2 separate regions of the Homo sapiens genome follow, and region 1 is linked to region 2. Evidence: chromatin loops called from intact Hi-C (ENCODE). Cell type or tissue: endothelial cell of umbilical vein. All regions are shown on one strand. Links, peaks and the distances in the headings refer to the core of each region. The heading gives the core; the rest is flanking DNA. Region 1 overlaps LINC02603 (long intergenic non-protein coding RNA 2603). Region 2 has its middle 26 kb from the start of MIRLET7A1HG.

The links. Peaks named below come from ENCODE experiments on the same cell type or tissue, not always from the same donor. Only the 100,000 strongest peaks of a DNase experiment are listed, where the experiment ranks them.
Region 1: it touches region 2 in a loop (5-fold over the local background); 10 of 110 quality-filtered maps call a loop at or near these places.

Annotation. Positions count from the first base shown.
Region 1 is chr9:94,208,308-94,218,426 of GRCh38, reverse strand. All of the region lies in intron 1 of LINC02603 (long intergenic non-protein coding RNA 2603), which reads left to right. Among named protein-coding and RNA genes, the nearest start is that of MIRLET7D, 35 kb to the right of the region's middle. RefSeq lists an enhancer at 5,466-6,028. In endothelial cell of umbilical vein, for the core only: a CTCF peak has its summit at 4,723 (motif pointing right); a DNase peak (open chromatin) is centred at 4,756.
Region 2 is chr9:94,135,267-94,145,385 of GRCh38, reverse strand. No RefSeq gene overlaps it. Among named protein-coding and RNA genes, the nearest start is that of MIRLET7A1HG, 26 kb to the left of the region's middle. RefSeq lists an enhancer at 4,115-4,284. In endothelial cell of umbilical vein, for the core only: no CTCF peak of the experiment used is centred there; a DNase peak (open chromatin) is centred at 5,335; H3K27ac peaks cover 1,836 bases.

The DNA.
Region 1 (10,119 bases), core at 640-8,639, 73 kb before region 2:
TTATGTATCTTGGAGTTGCTCTTCTCAAGAAGTATCTTTGTGGAGTTCTCTGTATTTCCTGAATTTGAATGTTGGCCTGCCTTGCTAGATTGGGGAAGTTCTCCTGGATAATATCCTGCAGAGCGTTTTCCAACTTTGTTCCATTCTCCCCGTCACTTTCAGGTACACCAATGAGACATAGATTTGGTCTTTTCACATAGTCCCATATTTCTTGGAGGCTTTGTTCATTTCTTTTTACTCTTTTTTCTCTAAACTTCTCTTCTCGCTTCATTTCATTCATCTGATCTTCATTCACTGATACCCTTTCTTCCAGTTGATGGAATTGGCTACTGAAGCTTGTGCATGCATCACATAGTTCTCCTGCCATGGTTCTCAGCTCCATCAGGTCATTTAAGGACTTCTCTACACTGTTTATTCTAGTTAGCCATTCGTCTAATCTTTTTTCAAGGGTTTTAACTTATTTGCGATGGGTTCGAACATCCTCCTTTAGCTCAGAGAAGTTTGTTATTACTGATCATCTGAAGCCTTCTTCTCTCAACTTGTCAAAGTCATTCTCCATCCAGCTTTGCTCCATTGCTGGCAAGGAACTGCGTTCCTTTGGAGGAGAGGAGGTGCTCTAATTTTTTGAATTTTCAGCTTTTCTGCTTTGGTTTCTCCCCATCTTTGTGGTTTTATCTACCTTTGGTCTTTGATGATGGTGACATACAGATGGGGTTTTTGTGTGTATGTCCTTTCTGTTTGTTAGTTTTCCTTCTAACAGTCAGGACCCTCAGCTGCAGGTCTGTTGGAGTTTGCTGGAGGCTCACTCCAGACCCTGTTTGCCTGGGTATCACCAGCAGAGGCTGCAGAACAGCAAATACTGCAGAACAGCAAATGTTGCTGTCTGATCGTTCCTCTAGAAGCTTCATCTCAGAGGGGCACCCGACTGTATGAGGTGTTGGTCAACCCCTACTGGGAGGTTCCTCCCAGTTAGACTACTCGGGGGTCAGGGACCCACTTGAGGAGGCAGTCTGTCCATTCTCAGATCTCAAACTCCATGCTGGGAGAACCACTACTCTCTTCAAAGCTGTCAGACAGGGACTTTTAAGTCTGCAGAAGTTTCTGCTGCTTTTTGTTCAGCTATGCCCTGCCCCCAGAGGTGGAGTCTACAGAGGCAGGCAGGCCTCCTTGAGCTTCAGTGGGCTGCACCCAGTTAGAGCTTCCCGGCCGCTTTGTTTACCTACTCAAGCCTCAGCAATGGCAGGTGCCCCTCCCCAAGCCTCATTGCTGCCTTGCAGTTTGATCTCATACTGTTGTGCTAGCAGTAAGCGAGGCTCTGTGGGCGTGGGACCCTCCAAGCCATGTGCGGGATATAATCTCCTGGTGTGCCATTTTCTAAGACCGTTAGAAAAGCAAAGTATTAGGGTGGGAGTGTCCCAATTTTTCCAGGTGCCGTCTGTCACAGCTTCCCTTGGCTAGGAAAGGGAATTCCCTGACCCCTTGTGCTTCCTTGGTGAGGCAACGCCTCACCCTGCTTCAGCTCACACTCCGTGGGCTGCACTCACTGTCCTGCACCCACTGTCCAAAAAGCCGCAGTGAGATGAACCCAGTACCTCAGTTGGAAATGCAGAAATCACCCATCTTCTGCATCGCTCATACTAGGAGCTGTAGACTGGAGCTGTTCCTATTTGGCCATCTTGGAACCTCTGGCAGTTTCTTACAAAGCTAAACATTCACTTCTCATTTGACCCAGAAATTCCACTTCTAGGTATTTTCTCAGGAGAAAGGAAACTTTAAAGACAAATGTTTGGCTGGGCGCAGTGTCTCACGCCTTTAATCCCAGCAATTTGGGAGGCTGAGGCGGGCAGATCACCTGAGGTCAGGAGTTCCAGACCAGCCTGACCAACATGGTGAAACCCCGTTTCTACTAAAAATGCAAAAATTAGCCAGGCATGGTAGTGCATGCCTGTAATCCCAGCTACCAGGGAGGCTGAGGCAGGAGAATCGCCTGAACCCAGGAGGCAGAGGTTGCAGTAAGCCAAGATTATGCCATTGCACTCCAGGCTGGGTAAAAAGGGCGAAACTCCGTCTCGGGGGGAAAAAAAAATACTTGAATGTTCATAGAAGCTTTATTCATAGAAATCCCAAACTGGAAACAAAATGTCCATCACCTGGTAAACAGATAAACTGATATATCTATAGAATATGATATCACTTAACAATTTAAAAAAGGTATTGCAGAAAGTCCTCACTTAACATCAATAGGTTCTTGGAAATAACAACTTTAAGTGAAATGACATATAATGAAACCAATTTTACCATAGGCTAATTGATGTATATAAGAGTTAAGTTCCTATGGCATATTTCTGTCATTAAAACATCATGAAATATCTAAATAAAGACTTCAAATACTTCTAATATTAAACATTGAAATAGAAGTGAGCTATACATACATTTGAGAAAGATTAATAAAAACAAGTAAGATCATTATTTACACAACTTTTGGTGAATCAGTAAGTGACAGTGTTCATAGTGGTGGTGGATTGAATCAAAGAATAAATGTTTGCAAAGCAAAAATTATCAGGAGCATCTCCTACGACCATGCAGTTCAAAAACAATCACAAATACAGAGGGCTTGCTGAGAGCTTTCAGACTGTTTTCTTTGATGTCATGCATTGTAGGATTATCATATACTTTACAGAAATTCTTTTAACAATAATTTGTATTCACTCATTCATCCACTTTCCAACCTGCTTATTCCAGTTCAGGGTTGCAGGTGGCTGGAACCTATCCCAGCAGCTCAGAGTGCAAGGCGGGAGCCAACTCCAGACAGGATGCCGTCCCATCCTGAGCCACACTCATACACCCAAGCTCACTCACACTGGGACCATGTAGATGTAACAATTAACCTAGCGTGTACATCTTTGGGGATGTGGGAGTAATCTGGAATACTCAGAGAAAATCAATCCAGGCGTGGGGAAAATGTGCAAACATCACACAGACAGTGGCCTCAGCAGGGAATTGATTTTTTTTTTCTCGTCAACATTATAGTAAAACAATGTTCGACAAAATATTATTCAAGGATCTGCTGTACTTTGATACATCATACATGCAACAATATGGATGAACTGCATGATCTATATGCAAAGTGAAAATATCCAGACAGAAAAGATTACATTCTATTGCATTTCTATGATATTCTGGAAAAGGCCACTATAATTATAAGGGCAGAATCCAGATCAGTAGTTGTCAGAGGCTGAGGTGGGAGTGGGGAAATTAACTGCTAAGGACCACTAGGGAACTTCCTGGAGTGATGGCAATGTTCTACATCATGATCGTGGTGGTGGTTACAGAACTATACACATTTGTCAAACTGTACACTTAAAATAGTGAATTTTTATATGTAGATTGTATCTTTAAAAGCTGATTTTTAAAAAAGATATTCTTTATCTATCAAAATTACATAGGCACATATCCTTGGGCCCAACAACTCCATTTCAAGAAACTATTCTTGAATAGTATACCCGTATAGTCTATGGATATACTTGCACATGTAAAAATAATATGTGGGGCTGGGCATGGTGGCTCATGCCTGTAATCCCAACATTTTGGGAGGCCAAGGAGGGGAGATTGCTTGAGCCCAGGAGTTTGAGAGTAGCCTAGGCAACATGGTGAAACTGTCTCTACATAAAATACCAAAAATTAGCCACGTGTGGTGGCTCATGCCTGTATCCCAACTACCCAGGAGGCTGAGGTGGGAGGATCCCTTGAGCTTAGGAGGTCGAGGCTGCAGTGAGCTGTGATCACGCTGTTGTAGGACAAACCAGGTTCTTGTCACACGACCAGGAACGATTAGGCTCACAGACACTTTGAAGGGTGAGGGGGAATGGAATTTATTGGGCAGAAAGGAAAAACAACTCAGTAAAGTGAGATGGAGTCCTGCTAACAGGCTCTCCACCTGACTGATTGAATCCCAGGTTACCACACAGGAACAGCAGAGGCCAGGCCCCTCCTGCTACAAACGGTGTTAACTTCCCGAGGCCCCACCCAGTCCTCCCAGTTCGCAGGTGGGCAGTATTCAGAAAGAGTCAGTAGGGCAAAGGGCGGGCTTCATCTGGACCGGCAGTCTGGTTTTTCAGCCTTAAAGGTGGGTGTCGGGGGTCCGAGGGTGGGGGCGTGCCTTGGCTGCCTCCTGTCTCTATCAACGCCACTGCACTCCAGCCTTAAGACTCTGTCTCAAAATAATAATAATAAAGTGTACAAGCTTATCACAGCATTACCTGTGATGCCTCACTAAAGGGGAACTGGGTAGTTAGGATTCGTGGGGATGGGAAACTCTGCTTTTGCATTTTGAAACGTGAATGGATTCATTACTTTGTAAAAAAACAAACAAACAAAAAACAACGAAAAAATCCCCAATATTTTCTAGGCAATTGCCTCGGTCTAGGTACGATACTCTGGTGGCTGGGCCAAGGCTGTCCTCACCTCAGGGCAGCTACGAATTTATCACATGACCCCAAGCTGGTGATTTCCCCTTCTCATCTCCACATCTGTGAAAGATTTCCTCATGTTACAGCCTTTTCACTTTCAAATCTCAGGGCATGTAGATAGGCTTCTCTTCCGGGACTTTGCATCCTTTGCTCTGAACTCTAGGTTGAGGGCACCGAAGGGCGGGAAGGATGTAACTTCTGTCTTCATTGACCTCGACGGGGCCAGCCCAGGGTGGATGCCTGAGGAGTTATTTGACAAAGTAACCACCAGATGGCAGCATGGCTCTGTTTCCAGGAAGCCGAGTCTAAGCCATAAACTCTCCAATGAGGAAGCTATCAGCCGCCACATAGTAATGGCTATTTGAGTTCTTGAAATGTGACTTGTCCTAATTAAGACTATTTTCCATGATGTGTTTATGACACACATGGTACTTTGAAGACTTCATATAAAAAAACTCATTAATGTTTTAATATTGATTACATATTATAATGATAATATTTTGAATATATGGGTTGAGTATCTCTTTTCTATGCTTGGGACCAGAAATGTTTCAAATTTCTGATTTTTTGCGGGGGGTGGGGAGCGGGGGGCTTGACACATTAACATTATACTTACTGGTTGAGCATCCTAATCCCAATATCCAAAATCTGAAATGCTCCAGTGAGCATATCCTTTGAGCATCATGTCAATGCCCATTTTGGGTTTTGGTGCATTTTGAATTTTAGACTTTCAGATTAGGAATACTCAACCTCTATTGGGTTAAATAAAATAAATATATTACAATTATTTTCACCTGCTTTTTATTCTTTTTAACGTAATTACCAGAAAACTTAAACTTACACATGCAGCTCACACTACATTTCTACTGGACAGTGTGCTCTTATAAAACCTTCCAGCAGAACCAGCACAGAGCCAAGGAGCTGATGTGCCTGCCTCTGCTACCAGGTGGAAAGTGACATGGCACATGGATGTCACAGAACTTCTTTACCCTTACAACAGAGCCAGTCCCAGAGGGATGGGTCACAGCAAGGGCCTAGAAAGCAACAAGGGAGCTTCTGACCATCCTGACTGCTCCTCCCCTTAGTTGAGTCTCACAGGCACCCACGTGGGAGAATCAGCCCCCATCAGGAGCTAATAGTGCTGGCCACCATGCAGCACTTTACCTGCATTATCTCACTGGCCCCTCACATCAACCCTATTTCAACAAAGCAACTGAGGATCAGAGAAAGGGAGGTGCTGCCCAAGTTCACCCCGTGAATGAGGAGAAACATGACTATCTGCATCTCCTTTGTTTCTTTCTCTGCATCATACTGCTCTCCTGGAGAGCTCACTGATGGCTCCCAGGAGGCGAAGGGAAGTACCTTCGCAGGTGCCTTCTAATGTACTGGAAATCTGAATCACCAGTTATCTCTGTTCTGTGACCACGGATTGTTTGTGTTTTCTGAAAGACATAAACTGAGTGGCTACTTCTCAGGTGATGCCCACACACTGGACAAGTCTGTGTATGGAATGTGCTGGAGGGAAGGCCAGGGCAGATTAGTGCCTATGCTATGCACTCTTCTTACATTATCTTACTTAATCCACATAGCACTCCTCTAAAGCAGGTGCTGTTATCTCCATTTTACAGCTATGAGGCATAGAGATTTCCATGTAGACAAGCGGAGAGAATGAGATCTTGTGGTCATGTTGCATTCCAGAAGCTTTCTCTGGTCTTCAGGTTGCAGCATCTCAGTGGTATGAGACTGCTGATAGCACTCTTCTGATAGTGAGTGAGGCTGGGCCTCCCAGAGACCATGAGGGGAAGGACATGGGGTGGGAGTGCTGAGAGTCTACCCCAGACTAACTATGGAAACCCTGAGACAGTCTGAGTGAAAACTGAGCCAAGATGTCCTGCAGGGGCACAGGTGGCCATGTCCTTAGCTCTGACATCATGTCCGAGGATTCCTAATTGCCTATTAAACAGGAAGTAGGCATCTTAGACCCACACTCATGGCCTACACAGTCCAGCTAATGTTCCAGTCTCATCTTCAACTCCCCCTTTTTGTGTACCCAACATGCTGTTAGATGGACTGTTTCCTTTTTCCCATATACACCATCATGCTTACCTGTCCCCTGGTCTTCACCCCCATTATTTTCCCCCTGGGAAATGCCCTCTACCACCCAATCTATCAATAGCCCTCTCCATCTTTGTATGTGCTCAGAATTCCAGGCACAGCCAGGGCACTCGTGGGCTAAACATAGCAGTGAGGCATATTTGACACATAAGTTTTGTCTAGCACTGTTAGGAGGCTTGAATGTTAGCATAATTAATCTGGAGTGGTAGAGAGAGTCCCTGGCATTGATAACCAAACAAAGGTCTTTGGACAAGGGAGAGACCTTAAAAGCATGGTGTTTTGTTTTATTTTGTTTTTAATTATTTAAGTAACTCAGTTCTCTTGGCATCTTGTGGAGTATGTAACCAAGGTGAGGCAGAAAACTCAAGTAAGCTATTGAAAGACCACAGAATTCAGTGATCCTGAATGATATCTTTGGCATCACAGACTTGGACTCTAGCCAAGCTCTGATGTATACTGACCATGTGGCCTTGGGCAAGTAACTTCCGGTGTGCCAGGCACATACCATAAGCATGGCATTTCTCACAACAACCCTTATGGAGTTATATACTATTTTTATCTCCAGTTTACAAATAAAGAAACTGAGATTTAGGGATGTTATATTATTTCTCCAACACTACAAAGCTAGTAAGAGCTGGAGTCAGGAATTCATAGACCATATTTGTGATAGGGATAGCACAGATGCCTAAAGTGCCGAGTCAGGCTATCTAGCACATAGAAAGCCCCAGGTGAGAAAAGATGGGCCCAAACCAGAAAGTTGAAGTACCAAAGGGGAGAAGACCTGGGTTCCATAGACAATGAGGCAGTACAAATAAACAAAACTTTTATCGTTAGTAATAACAGGTACATGCCAATGTACATTTTACAGAGCTCATTCACATTCATTATTCCAGAAGAATCTCCCAAGAGACTTGTGAAGCAGACAGGGCACATAATTTTATCTCCATTTTGCAAGTAAAGAAACTAAGGCATTTCTTGTAGAAGGCAGTGCCATTTCCTGCCTAATGTTTCCCTGAGGCTTTTCCCGTTGCCCTATCAATCAGAACACTTGGGGTTGCAATGAGGTTTACCAGACTCTACCCAGCTTAAACAAAAGGGGAGGCTTAGTGGAAAATGGGGATAATTATGCCAAGAGAAAAAAGCCAACCACAAAATGTTACGTACTACATGATTCCATTTATATAAAACTGTTGAAATACTAAAATCATGGAGATGTATATCAGATTAATTGTAACCAGGGATTAGGGATAGGGAAGGAAGGAAGGTAGTTGTGGCTAGAAAAGGTTAGCATAAATGATCCTTCTGATAAAACTGTTTTATATCTTGACTGTGGTGCTGGTCACATAAATCCACACATATGACAAAATCACACAGAACTACACACACACACAAATGTAAAGCTCTTGAGATCTAAATAATAGTGGAGGATTGTATCAATGTCAATTTCCTAGTTGTGATACTGTTCTTACAGTTATACAAGATGTTACTACTGGAAAAAATGCATAAAGGGTATATGTGATCTATCTGTATTATTTCACAGCTGTATGTTAATCTACAGTTATGTTAAAATAAAAAGTTTAAGAAACAACAATACAAAACGTACAAAACACAGGAGAAAATCTTTGTGACCTTAAGTTAGACAAAGGTTCTTGTTTTTCTTTTTTGTTGTTGTTGTTTTTTTTTGAGACGGAGTCTCGCTCTGTCGCCCAGGCTGGAGTGCCGTGGCGCAATCTTGGCTCACTGCAAGCTCCGCCTCCCCCAGGTTCACGTCATTCTCCTGCCTCAGCCTTCCGAGTAGCTGGGACTACAGGCGCCTGCCACCACGCCCGGCTAATTTTTTGTATTTTTAGTAGAGACATCGTTTCACCATGTTGGCCAGGCTGGTCTGGAACTTCTGACCTAAGGTGATCCATCAGTCTTGGCCTCTCAAAATGCTGGGATTACAGGCGTGAGCTACCACGCCTGGCCAGGCAAAGGTTTCTTAGATAAAACACCAAAAGCATGATCCATAAAAGAACTAATTGATAAATTAGTCTTCATCAAAATTAAAACTTCTGATTTTCAAAAGACACTGTGCAGACAATGAAAAAGGCTAACCATTGGCTGGAAAGAAATATTTGCAAAGCAGATATCTGATAAAGAACTTATATCCCAAATATAGAAAGAACTCTTTATATAGTTTAACAGTAACAAGAATACTAACAACTTATTTTTAAAGTAAACAAAAGATGTAAGCAAAATTTTAACAAATAAGATATTTGGATGGCAAATAAGCACGTGTATAAAAGCTCAATACAATTATTTATTAGGGAAATGCAAATAAAAACCACAATGGGATACCAGTAAACACCTATTGTAATGGTTAAAATTAAAAACTAACCATATTTTTTGTTGTCAAGGACGTAGAGGAACTAGAACTCTGATATACAATTGGTGAGAACTGAAAATGGTACAACCACTTTGGGAAACTGAGGCAGTTTCTTTATAAGTTAAACATATAATTACCATATGATCCAGCCATTCTCCTCTTAGGTATTTACCCAAAATGAAATGTATCTCTATATAATACCTGTACACAAATGTTCCTCATAGCTTTGTTTGTAACAGCAAACTGAAAACAATCCAAATGTCCATGTAATGGTGAATGGATAGACTGTGCTCTACCCATATAATGGAATACTACTAAGTAAAAACAATAACAGACTGTTGATACATGCAGTAACATAGAAACATCTCAGTACAGGCTGGGAAACATCTTCTACATCCTTGACATACAAAATATGGTTAGTCTTTAATTTGAGCCACTCCAATAGGTAAAAGAAGCCCGACTTCCCAGTGTATATTATTCCATTCATACAAAACACTAGAAAATGTCAACTAATCAACAGTTATATAAAACAGAGAAGGGGGCCAGGCGTGGTGACTTACACCTGTCATCTCAACACTTTGGGAGGCCGAGGTGGGTGGATCATCTGAGATCAGGAGTTCGAGACCAGCCTGACTAACATGGTGAAACCCTGTCTCAACCCCATCTCTACTAAAAATACAAAAGTTAGCCAGGCATGGTGGCAGGTGCCTGTAATCCCAGCTACTCAGGAGACTGAGACAGTAGAGTCACTTGAACCTGGGAGGTGGAGGTTGCAGTGAGCCAAGATTGTGCCATTGCACTCCAGCCTGGGCAAGAAGAGTGAAACTCTGTCAAAAAAGAAAAGAAAGAAAGAAAGGAAAAAGGAAAGGAAAGAAAGAAAGGAGACAGGAAAGGAAAGGAAGGGAAAGGGAAAGGGAAGGGAAGGCAAGGAAAGGAAAGAGAGAAGTCATTGTCTGGAAACAGTGGACTAGGAGAGAAAGTGTACAAAGGAGTACGGGGAAACTTTTGGAGGTGATAGATATGTTTACTATCTTGACCAGTGATGATTCCATGGATGTGTACATTTTAAATATGTGTGATTTATTGTATGTCAATTATTCCCTAATAAAGCTGATTTCAAAAAATGTGACAGAGTGTCTGTTACACGTATCTCTTTGAGATACGTGA
Region 2 (10,119 bases), core at 729-8,728:
TTTTTTTGATACTGAGTCTTGCTCTATTGCCCAGACTGGAGTGCAGTGGTGCAATCTCGGCTCACTGCATCCTCTGCCTCTGGGTTCAAATAATTCTTGTGCCTCAGCCTCCTGAGTATCTGGGATTACAGGTGCCTGCCACCACACCTGGTTAATTTTTGTATTTTTAGTAGAGATGGGATTTCACCATGTTGGCCAGGCTGGAACTCCTGACCATAAGTGATCCACCCACCTTGGCCTCCCAAAGTGCTGTGATTACAGGCATGAGCCACTGCGCCCAGCTGCCTTCTGTCTTGCTAGGAGCACCCTGGCTGCTCTTAACTCCTGAGACAGGTCCATGATGGATGAGACCATTATGTAAAGGTCATCCCCCAGGCCAGATACTATCCCAGATACCCCAACATTTAGGGCAGGTTTGGCTACATGGACTAGTATTCGCCAATGAGATGTCAGGGGAATTTTGCTAGAAGGTTTGCTAGGAAATGCTTCCTTCTATAATAGAAAAGGAAAACTGCCCACCTTTTTTTTTTCCTGCTGCCTCTCCTTCTTTCTGCCTTGACTGCAGTTGTGTAACGACATGATCACGGCACTACTGCAGCTGTCTTGTGATCAAGAAGTAAAGCCCTGAAGGTCAGCAGAGATGCTGATCCAGACCATTGACCTTGACATCAGCGAGCTGCTGAAAGAACCTGGAACCACCTTGCTGGAGACTTCTGGTAAGATAAACGTCTCTGTTACTTAAGCCACTATCAGTTGGGTGTTCTAATGCTCATTCTTGGCTTGTGCACAAGCCTTCCTGGAAGACTTGGCATTTGAGCTGAGGCTTGAAGGATGGGTGGTGCTTGGACATGCAAGAATGAAGGAGAGGACTGAGGAGAGGTAGATTCCAGGAAACCAACTGTTTGGAGCCAAGGCAGGGAGCTGGAAAATGTGAAGATAGTGAGTAGTCTGGTTTAACAAGAGTGTTCACAGTTTATTGGGCACTGAAGAAATGCAGTGTGTGCTTGATAGTTTGCGGGAAATGGGAAGCTGTGGGGCTGGGCTGGGGGCTGCCTGCAGGCAGGACCTGCAAAAACAGGCAGACAAGGGCCAAAGATGGCCCTTTGCTTTTAAGACTCAGGCACCTAATGACAGTGAAGACCAGCTCCTTTACAGAAACCCGGATCCCAGGAGCAGAGCCCAGGTTCAGATCTACAAGGTGGCAGACCCTCTTGTCACCCACTATCCACTGGCTGTGCTGTGTTTCTCAGCCTCCGCCAGGCTGTATGGTCCTTCTGGTCCTAGGACACACAGCAGCAGGTGGGCAGTTAAGCTCCAGCCTCCTCTGTCCACTGTCCCCTGCACAGCAACCCCAGGCCTTGGGTTCTGGACCTGGGGAGAGCCACCTAGCCCACCCCGTGGGAATTCAAACAAGAATCAGGCTATCGTTGGTTAAGCCACTGAGATTTAGGAATTGATCTGTTATCCTGGCACAGCCTAGCTTGGGGCTTTTCAAACTATCTATGGTAAAGGCCTAGTTCTTTTTAAAAATTTCTTTTTCTTTCTTTCTTCTTCTTCTTCTTCTTTTTTTTTGAGACAGAGTTTTGCTCTTGTCACCCAGGCTGGAATGCAATGGTGCGAGCTTGGCTCACTACAACCTCCACCTCCTGGGTTCAAGCGATTCTCCTGCCTCAGCCTCCCTAGTAGCTGGGATTACAGGCACCTGCTACCGCGCCCGGATGGTTTTTGTATTTTTAGTAGAGACAGGGTTTCACCTTGTTGGCCAGGCTGGTCTTGAACTCCTGGCCTCAAGTGATCCATCCACTTTGGCCTCTCAAAGTGCTGAGATTACAGGCATGAGCCATGGTGCCTGGTCTCTTTTTAAAAATTTCTAATATAACACAGATCAACACTTTCATAACGTAAAGATAAACTACTGGAAAAATATTTTTAAAAGACATCCAGAATACAAACCCAACTTTAATTATTCTATTCATCAGACACTGTCAGATTGGCATAGATTTTCTAAATCCTGACTCTTATTTTCTGCACCCCACTTTCCAAGTGGGGACCACTCTGGGAGCTGCACTGCCCAGGCCTGTCTCGTCCCACCCCTGTTTCCTCTGTCAGGCCTCTGTGTGTGGAGAACAGGCTGAGGGGTAATGGGAGTGGGATTCAGTCTGGGCTCTGCTCTTGGCAGCGTCAGCCCCAGCAGGCATTTCATTTGCCCCAAGACGAGGTATGAAGGGTATGTGGGAGTGTCTGGCAGGCAACTGGAGACTGTGACTGAAGATCTAGAGATAATTTAGAGGTCATTTATTGAACTGTTATTGGATGCGGGCATTGCATTCAGTATTCTGCAAACATCATCCCATTTAATCAGTAAGCAACAGTGCAAAGTAGGCACTATTGGGCAATGCTCTTTCTTCTCATTTAAAAATATTGTGGTAGGCTGGGTGCAGTGGCTCAAGCCTATAATCCCAGCACTTTTGGAGGCCGAGGTGGGAGGATCATGAGGTCAGGAGTTTGAGACCAGCCTGGCCAGTGGAGTGAAACCCCATCTCTACTAAAAATACAAAAATTAGCCAGGGGTGGTGGTGGGCACCTGTAATCCCAGCTACTGCAGAGGCTGAGGCAGGAGAATTGCTTAAATCTGGGAGGAGGAGGTTGCAGTGAGCCACGATGGCGCCACTGCATTCCAGCCTGGGCAACAGGTTGGAGCAAGACTCTGTCTCGAAAAAAACAAACAAAAAATTTTGGTAAAATATGCATAACATAAAATTTACCATCCTCACCATTTTTAATTGTCCAGATCAGTGGCATTAAATGCATTCACATGATTGTGCAACCAACACCACCATTCATCTCCAGAACGTTTTTATTGGTTCAGTTCAAACTGAAACTCTGTCCCCATTGAACAACAACTCCCCATTCCCGCTCCCCATAGCTTCTGACAACCACCATTCTTGGCACTGCCTTTTACAGATGGAAATGAAACAGAGAGGGTACAGGAGGCAGCAGGACAGCCAGCCTTCATCCTGGTGGCCCTGGGGCAGGACAAGCTCCAGGGCCTTGTGTTTGGCTCTGGGTGGTGAATGCCAGCTCCCAGGCCACAGCGGCTGGGAGGGATGGGCGCAGTGGGGTGACCCCTCCCCAGGAGGCAGTGAGGGGTGTGGGCAGCACTGACAGTTGGGCCAGGAGGAGGAGTAGGACCCAGAAAAGGGGTCAGACAGCCAGAGGGGCCAAGGGAGGAGAGCGGGCAGTAAGTCTACACTGCTTCTGAGGTCAGAGGGAGCAGGGGACCTGGAACCTCAGACATGACCAGTGACTGGTTCCAGAGAGGCCAGATGCCTGGGGATTCAGGGACAAGGGCAAAGGTGGTGGGAGCGCAACCGAGGGAGGGGACACGCAGGCTGGCAGGGGGGCAAATGAGGGGGCAGAGAGGGGGAGGTCTGCCCCACACCCCTGCGCCCCTGTCCAGAGGCCGCCCGACTTAAATGGAGGTGGACCCTTTCCTGACTCTGTGGAACCTGTTCCATTCCTGCCTGTAGCTCATGATGCTGATGTGGTTTTGCCTCGTTGCAATTTTCTCCACACTGTAGAATCTCCTGTAGAATCTCCTTGTAGCAGATTCTTCTCCTCCTCTGCTCCCCTTGGACACCAGCGGGCTCTGCGGGTCTGGGGAAATCTTTGTCCTGAGCCACCCTTGCCTCCCAGGAGCCCGCAGTTGTCTGGGGCAGCATGCTCACTGCAGGAAGTGAGTGCTGTCTGAGGAGAAGAATTTGCCAAGTTCTCAGACTAAGAGAAGGTCACTGGCCTGGGGTCTGGGGAAGTGCATGGAGAAAATTCCTCTGAAGTGGGCCAGGAGGGCAGATGTCACCGGGGGAAGGGTGGAAACACAGCAGAAGTGAGGTCTCAGAGGTGAGGGGACTGTGCTGTGCGGGATGATGCGACATTGGCCCCCACTGTGGGGGACAAGCTGGACTCCAGCTGGGACCCATTTTGGTACCTATCAGACAAAGCCAGGGAAACCATGGGACTTGGAAGTGGGGAAAGAATGTGGAGGATGCGTCTTTAGACAGGCCCTGAGGGGTGTGGAGGGAAGTGGAAAGAGACCCAGAGACTGACCCAGGGTTGGAGACAGGGAGTTGGAACTGAAAGACATTTGCCCAAGAATCTGTAGACAAATTGAATGGCTGGGGGTGTGGCCAGCTGACTTCACACAAAGAGAAAGATAAAAGTGATTTTCTTGGGGTCAAGAGAGGATGCCAAATTAGAAGACAGGTCTCTGAACTCCTGGAACCCGATTACCAGGATGTCTGTGGTTAAAAACCTCGGACAGAGCCATCCATGCAGATGGTGGAATGGGAACAGGCTTAATGCCAGGGTTGCTCTCACCCCCGGCCCAGCTGGAGAGAGGCCCTCTGCATGTTTGGAAATGCTGGCCTCTAGGCACATTTCTATCCTTTAAAGAGAGAATACACACGTGTTCCAGCTTTGCTAGTGGTCCCTCCCCAGAGGCTCCACATCTCAACAGCCCAGGCCCTGGGATGGGGAGCAGAGGACCTGGCCCAACCTGTAGGGCTGCGGATGGTCTTGGGACCGTGGCACATTCTTGGAGGCCTGGCATGACTGAGATCAGGTATTTCACCTGCCTGGGGAGAGATGGGGGCTTGAAGTCTACACTGAGTTGGTTTAAAGAAAGAGAAGAAATGCGCTACTCTTGCTCACCTGTTTGTGGACTGTTTTAAAAAGTGGGGGTTGGGGCTGTTTGAAATTTGCCACCAGAATGACTCACTGACTTTATTTCTACCCCAACCTCTCCCTACAGTCCGTGGACAAAGGATGATTTGGCTTTTCAGAATGAAAGGCCGGGAGTGCTAGTATCTATTGTTTTGTTGTCCAGAATTCTTGTCCCTCTATTTTCTGCATACAAATCCACGAGTCATGTCCCCTCCTCTGTGGAGCCTTCTCTGCCTTCCCAGAGGGCTCTTGGCCTCACATGACCTGGTATGTTCCCGGTAAGAAGCCATCTGGCCTGGGGCTGCAGTCTGTTCCCAGAGCTTGCCTCCCCACTTAGTTGAACTGCTGAGGAGCCGACGCAGCCCGTGGTCCATTTGTGTCCCTAAGCCCAGGAAGGACTCTAAGATGCTCCATAATGAAGTGCTGAATGAATGGCTCCAGCGGGAGGGAACTTAGCTGGCTCTGTATTTCATTCAAATCTTGAGTCCATGGCTCTGATACAGTCCATTCTAAGGTACCGTTTCCCATTTGCCTGAAGGATTATTTTACACGTGGGGTTTCTTCATGACTCAGTTTCTGGGCAGTAGCCAGCAGGCGCTCCGGGTTAGAATTCCTGTGGAGGAGGACTTCTGAGCGCCATTCTGACCTCCTGGCCTGCCCTGCGGAAGTCAGACAGGCTGAAATCTTTCTTAAGCTCTTTAATTAAATCAAGATTTTTTTTGTTTTGGTCTTCAAATTAGTTTGCCAATGCCGATTGTCAAAACTTTAAACTGTTGACAAAAAAATAACTATGTGGCTATACCAGCTAAATCTCATCTGTGACTTTTAAATATAGAAAGCAGGAAGACAAACATCTGGTAATAGAGGTTGTGTTCTGAATGGGCGGTGGCCAAAAAAAAAAAAAAAAAAAAAAAACCCAAAGAAGCATTAGTCAGAGTCTAGAAAAATAGTGTGTTACTTTTACCAAGTAATATTTAGAGACAGGACTGAGGAGGGAATGTAAGACATCTGTTAAAAAGCAGATTTTTTCCAAACACAGTCCTTTAGAAATTCTTAGGAAAAACATTTTAAATAAAAATAAATTTCAGTTCATTTAAAGATATTTTAGATTGTAAAAACAAAGCTCCTACTGTAAAAATATTACAACTCATAGAGGTTTGCTGAAGATTCAGAATCAACAAACATCAGAACTCAGTTGTGAGCTAGAAAATTTTTTCTAACTTTAAAAAATAATACAGTTAATATGTCGGCACATTTGTGCCATAAAAATTCAAATGATAGTTAAAGCTCAAGTTCCCCTTGTATATAACAACCCTTCCCAGAGCCCTCCCCAGAGAAAACCACCATCATTATGTTACAGTAGGTAGTCAGGCAGACATGAGCAGGGCAGGAGAGGGCCTCCAGGGGTGGGAGGGAATGTCAGGCAACCATCAGGTGATGGTCAGGCGGTTATTTATTTATTTGAGACAGAGTCTCACTCTGTGTTGCCCAGGCTGGAGTGCAGTGGCGCGATCTCAGCTCACTGCAACCTCCGCCTTCTGGGCTCAAGCGATTCTCCTGCCTCAGCTTCCCAAGTAGCTGGGACTACAAGCATGTGCCACTTCGCCTGGCTAATTTTTGTATTTTTAGTTGAGACGGGGTTTCACCATGTTGGCCAGGGTAGTCTTGAACTCCTGGTCTCAAGTGATCTGCCTGCCTTGGTCTTCCAAAGTGCTGGGATTACAGGCATAAGCCACCTTGCCCAGCCAAGAGATAGTTTAAATTTAAAAAAAAATTCTCTTATTTATTTCTTTTTCTTTCCCTCTCTGTTTCCTGCTTCCTACTTTGGCCTTCAGAAATGCAAATATAATCTTCACCTCCCCTCACCAGACACTACCTACAAGGCAAATTCATCTAACTATGTGCTCCAAGACAGTTGACAGTTGATTTGCAGACTGAAACATACCCCATGGAACTCTCACCTCCAGGGGATTGCCTCAGAACTTGTACCCATGCAGAGGGCATGTCAAAAGCATGCTGGTGTGGCCACGTTTACAACTTATTTTTGCCCAAGAAGGTGCCAACTCAACTGTTGGATAGATAAGTCACCAAGCTAGCATTGGGACCCCCTGCCCATGCACACTTCACCCCCTACCTTTCTTTTTTTTTTTTGAGACAGAGTCTCACTCTGTCGCCCAGGCTGGAGTGCAGAGGCGTGATCTCAGCTCACTGCAACCTCCGCCTCCTGGGTCCCGGTTCAAGCAATTCTCCTGCCTCAGCCTCCCAAGTAGCTGGGATTACAAGAACACACCACCATGCCTAGCTAATTTTTGTATTTTTAGTAGAGACGGGGTTTTCCCACGTTGGTCAGGCTGGTCTCGGATTCCTGACCTTGGGATCCACCCGCCTCGGCCTCCCAAAGTGTTGGGATTACAGGCATGAGCCACTGCGCCCGGCCCACGGCCTACCTTATAAAAGTTTTCTGCTCCAAAAGTGAAGCAGCACATTTAAAGTCACGGCGCCTTGTGCCTCTTTCCATAAGCTAGCTTTGGAATAAATTCACTTGTTTTGTACCAGATCTCACTTTGTTAATTGGATACTGTGTGTGGCAAGCAACTAACCTGCTTTTCAGTTATGATCATGCCTCCTTCCTCTCCCTTCCCCACCTCCAGGCAACCACAGATCAGCTATCTGTCACTACAGATTACTTTGCATTTTCTAGAGTTTCATATAAATGAAATTACAAAGTATATAATTCTTTTTTTGTCTAGAGTCTTTCACTCAGCATAATTAGGTTGAAATTCATTCCTGTTGTATGTGTTAATAACTTATTCTTTTTAAATTGCTAGATAGTATTTCACCTATTTTTATAACCACAGTTAGTTTATCTGTTCACCTGTTCATGGATGTTTGTGTTATTTCCAGTTTTTGGCTATTCCACATAAAGCTGCTGTGAACACTCATGTACAAGTCTTTGTAGGGATATATGTATTTTTTTTCTTTTGGGTAAATGCCTAGGAGTGGAATTGTTATTGGAAAGGGATCCTGATCCAGACCCCAAGAAAGGGTTCTTGGATCTCTCGCAAGAAAGAATTCGAGGTCAGTGCATAAAGTGAAAGCAAGTTTATTAAGAAAGTAATGGAATAAAAGAATGGCTACTCTATAGGCAGAGCAGTCCTGAGGGCTACTGGTTGCCCATTTTTATGATTATTTCTTGATGATATGCTAAACAAGGGGTGGATTATTCATGCCTCCCCTTTTTAGACCATATAGAGTAACTTTCTGACATTGCCATGGCATTTGTAAACTGTCATGGTGTAGGTGGGAGTGTAGCAGTGAGGGTGACCAGAGATCACTCTTGTTGCCATCTTGATTTGGTGTTTTAGCCAGCTTCTTTACTGCAGCCTGTTTTATCAGCAAGGTCTTTATGACCTATATTTTGTGACTACCTCCTATCTCATCCTGTGACTTAGAATGCCTTAACCTCCTGGGAATGCAGCCCAGTAGGTCTCAGCCTCATTTTACCCAGTTCCTATTCAGGATGGAGTTGGCTCTGGTTCAAATGCCTCTGACAGAATGGCTGGATCATATAAGGTATTGCCAAACCATTTTCTAAATGGATTGGGCCATTTTATATTCCCACTGGAAGTGGATGAGAGTTTCCATTTCATTATATCCTCATCAACACTTGGTATGGTCGGTCTTTTAAATTTTAACCATTCTAAAGTGTGTATTTCTCTAAAGCTAATGACGTTTTAATTTGCATTTCTCTAATGACTAATAGTGCCTATTTTCATGTGTTTATTTATCAACTGTATATCTTTGTTGGTCTATTCAAATCTTTTGGACTCTTAAAAGTTTGGGCTGCTCTTTTTTTCTTACTGTTGAATTTTGAGAGCTTTCATATAGTCTGGATGCAAGTCCTTTAACAGATATATGCTTTGCAAAGATTCTTTCCTAGTCTGTGGATTGTCTTCTCGTTCTTCTCATAGAGCAGTTAAGTTTTTTTGTTTTTGTTTTTGTTTTCATTCTCTCTCAGTGTCTTTTGAGGAACAAACTTTAAATTTTGATGTAGTTCAATTTACCAACCTGTTCTTATGGATTGTACTTTTGGTGTTGCATCTCACAAATCTTGAGCTAACCCAAGGCCACACATGTTTCTCTCATGTTTTCTTCTAAAAATTTTATAATTTTAGATTTTACATTTAGGTTTATGATCCTTTTTGAGTTGATTTTTTAATATGGTGAACGATATACATCCAAGTTCTTTTATATATCTATAAATGTCTAATTGTCCCAGCACCATTTGTTGAAAGACTATCTTTTCTCAGACAGGTGAGGTGGCTCACGATTGTAATACCAGCACTTTGGGAGGCCAACGTGGGAGGATGGTTGAGGGCAGGAGTTCAAGCCTGGCCCAGTCAACCCAGTGAGACCCTCATATCTACAAACAAAACAAAACAAAAAATCACTATCCTTTCTCTACTCCTTTGCCTTTGTACCTTTGTCAAAAATCATGTGTCCATATATGCATGGGTCTTTTTCTAGAATCCTTATTCTGTTCCATTAATCTATCTATATACCAAAACCACTCAGTATTGATTACTGTAGTTTTATAATAGTTCTTGAAATCAGGTAGTGTTAGCCCTCCAATTTTGTTCTTTTTCAAAGTTGTCTTGGTCATTCTAAATCCTTTGCCTTTCCACATGAACTTTATAATTAGCTTGTCAATTTCTACAAGAAAAGCCAGCTTGAATTTTGATTAGCATTGCAATGAATACATAGGTCAATTACGGGGGGAAGTTGACATTCTAACAATCTTGAATCCTCTGACTCATGGACAAGGTGTATGTCTCCATTTATTTAGGTCAGTTTAATTTCTTTCAGCAGTATTTTGTAGTTTTCAGTGTATGGATGTAGTGAGTTGAATCATAGCCCCTGCCCCAAAATATGCCCATGTCTTAATACCCAGGGTCTGAGAATATGACCTTATTTGGAAAAAGAACTCTGCAGATACAATTAAATGTCTCAAGATGCAGAGCTCACTCAGAATTCTCCAGATGGGCTCTAAATCCAAAGACATGTTTTTGTAAGAGAGATACAGAGGAGAAAGACAGAGGGAGGAGAAGATGACGTGAAGATGGAGGCAGAGATTGGAATGATGGGGCTACAAGCCAAAAAATACCAAGGAACATCTGAAGCCAACAGAAGCAGGAAGAGGCAAAGAACAGACTGTTCCTTAGAGCTTTCGCAAGTACTGCAGCCCTACCGACACCTTGATGTCAGACAGACTTCTGGACTCCAGCACTGTGAGAGAATAAACTGTTGTTTTAAGCCACCCAGGTGGTGGTAATTTGTTATGACTGCCCTAGGAAATGAATAAAACAGGTCTTTCACATTTTCTGGCAGATTTATCAC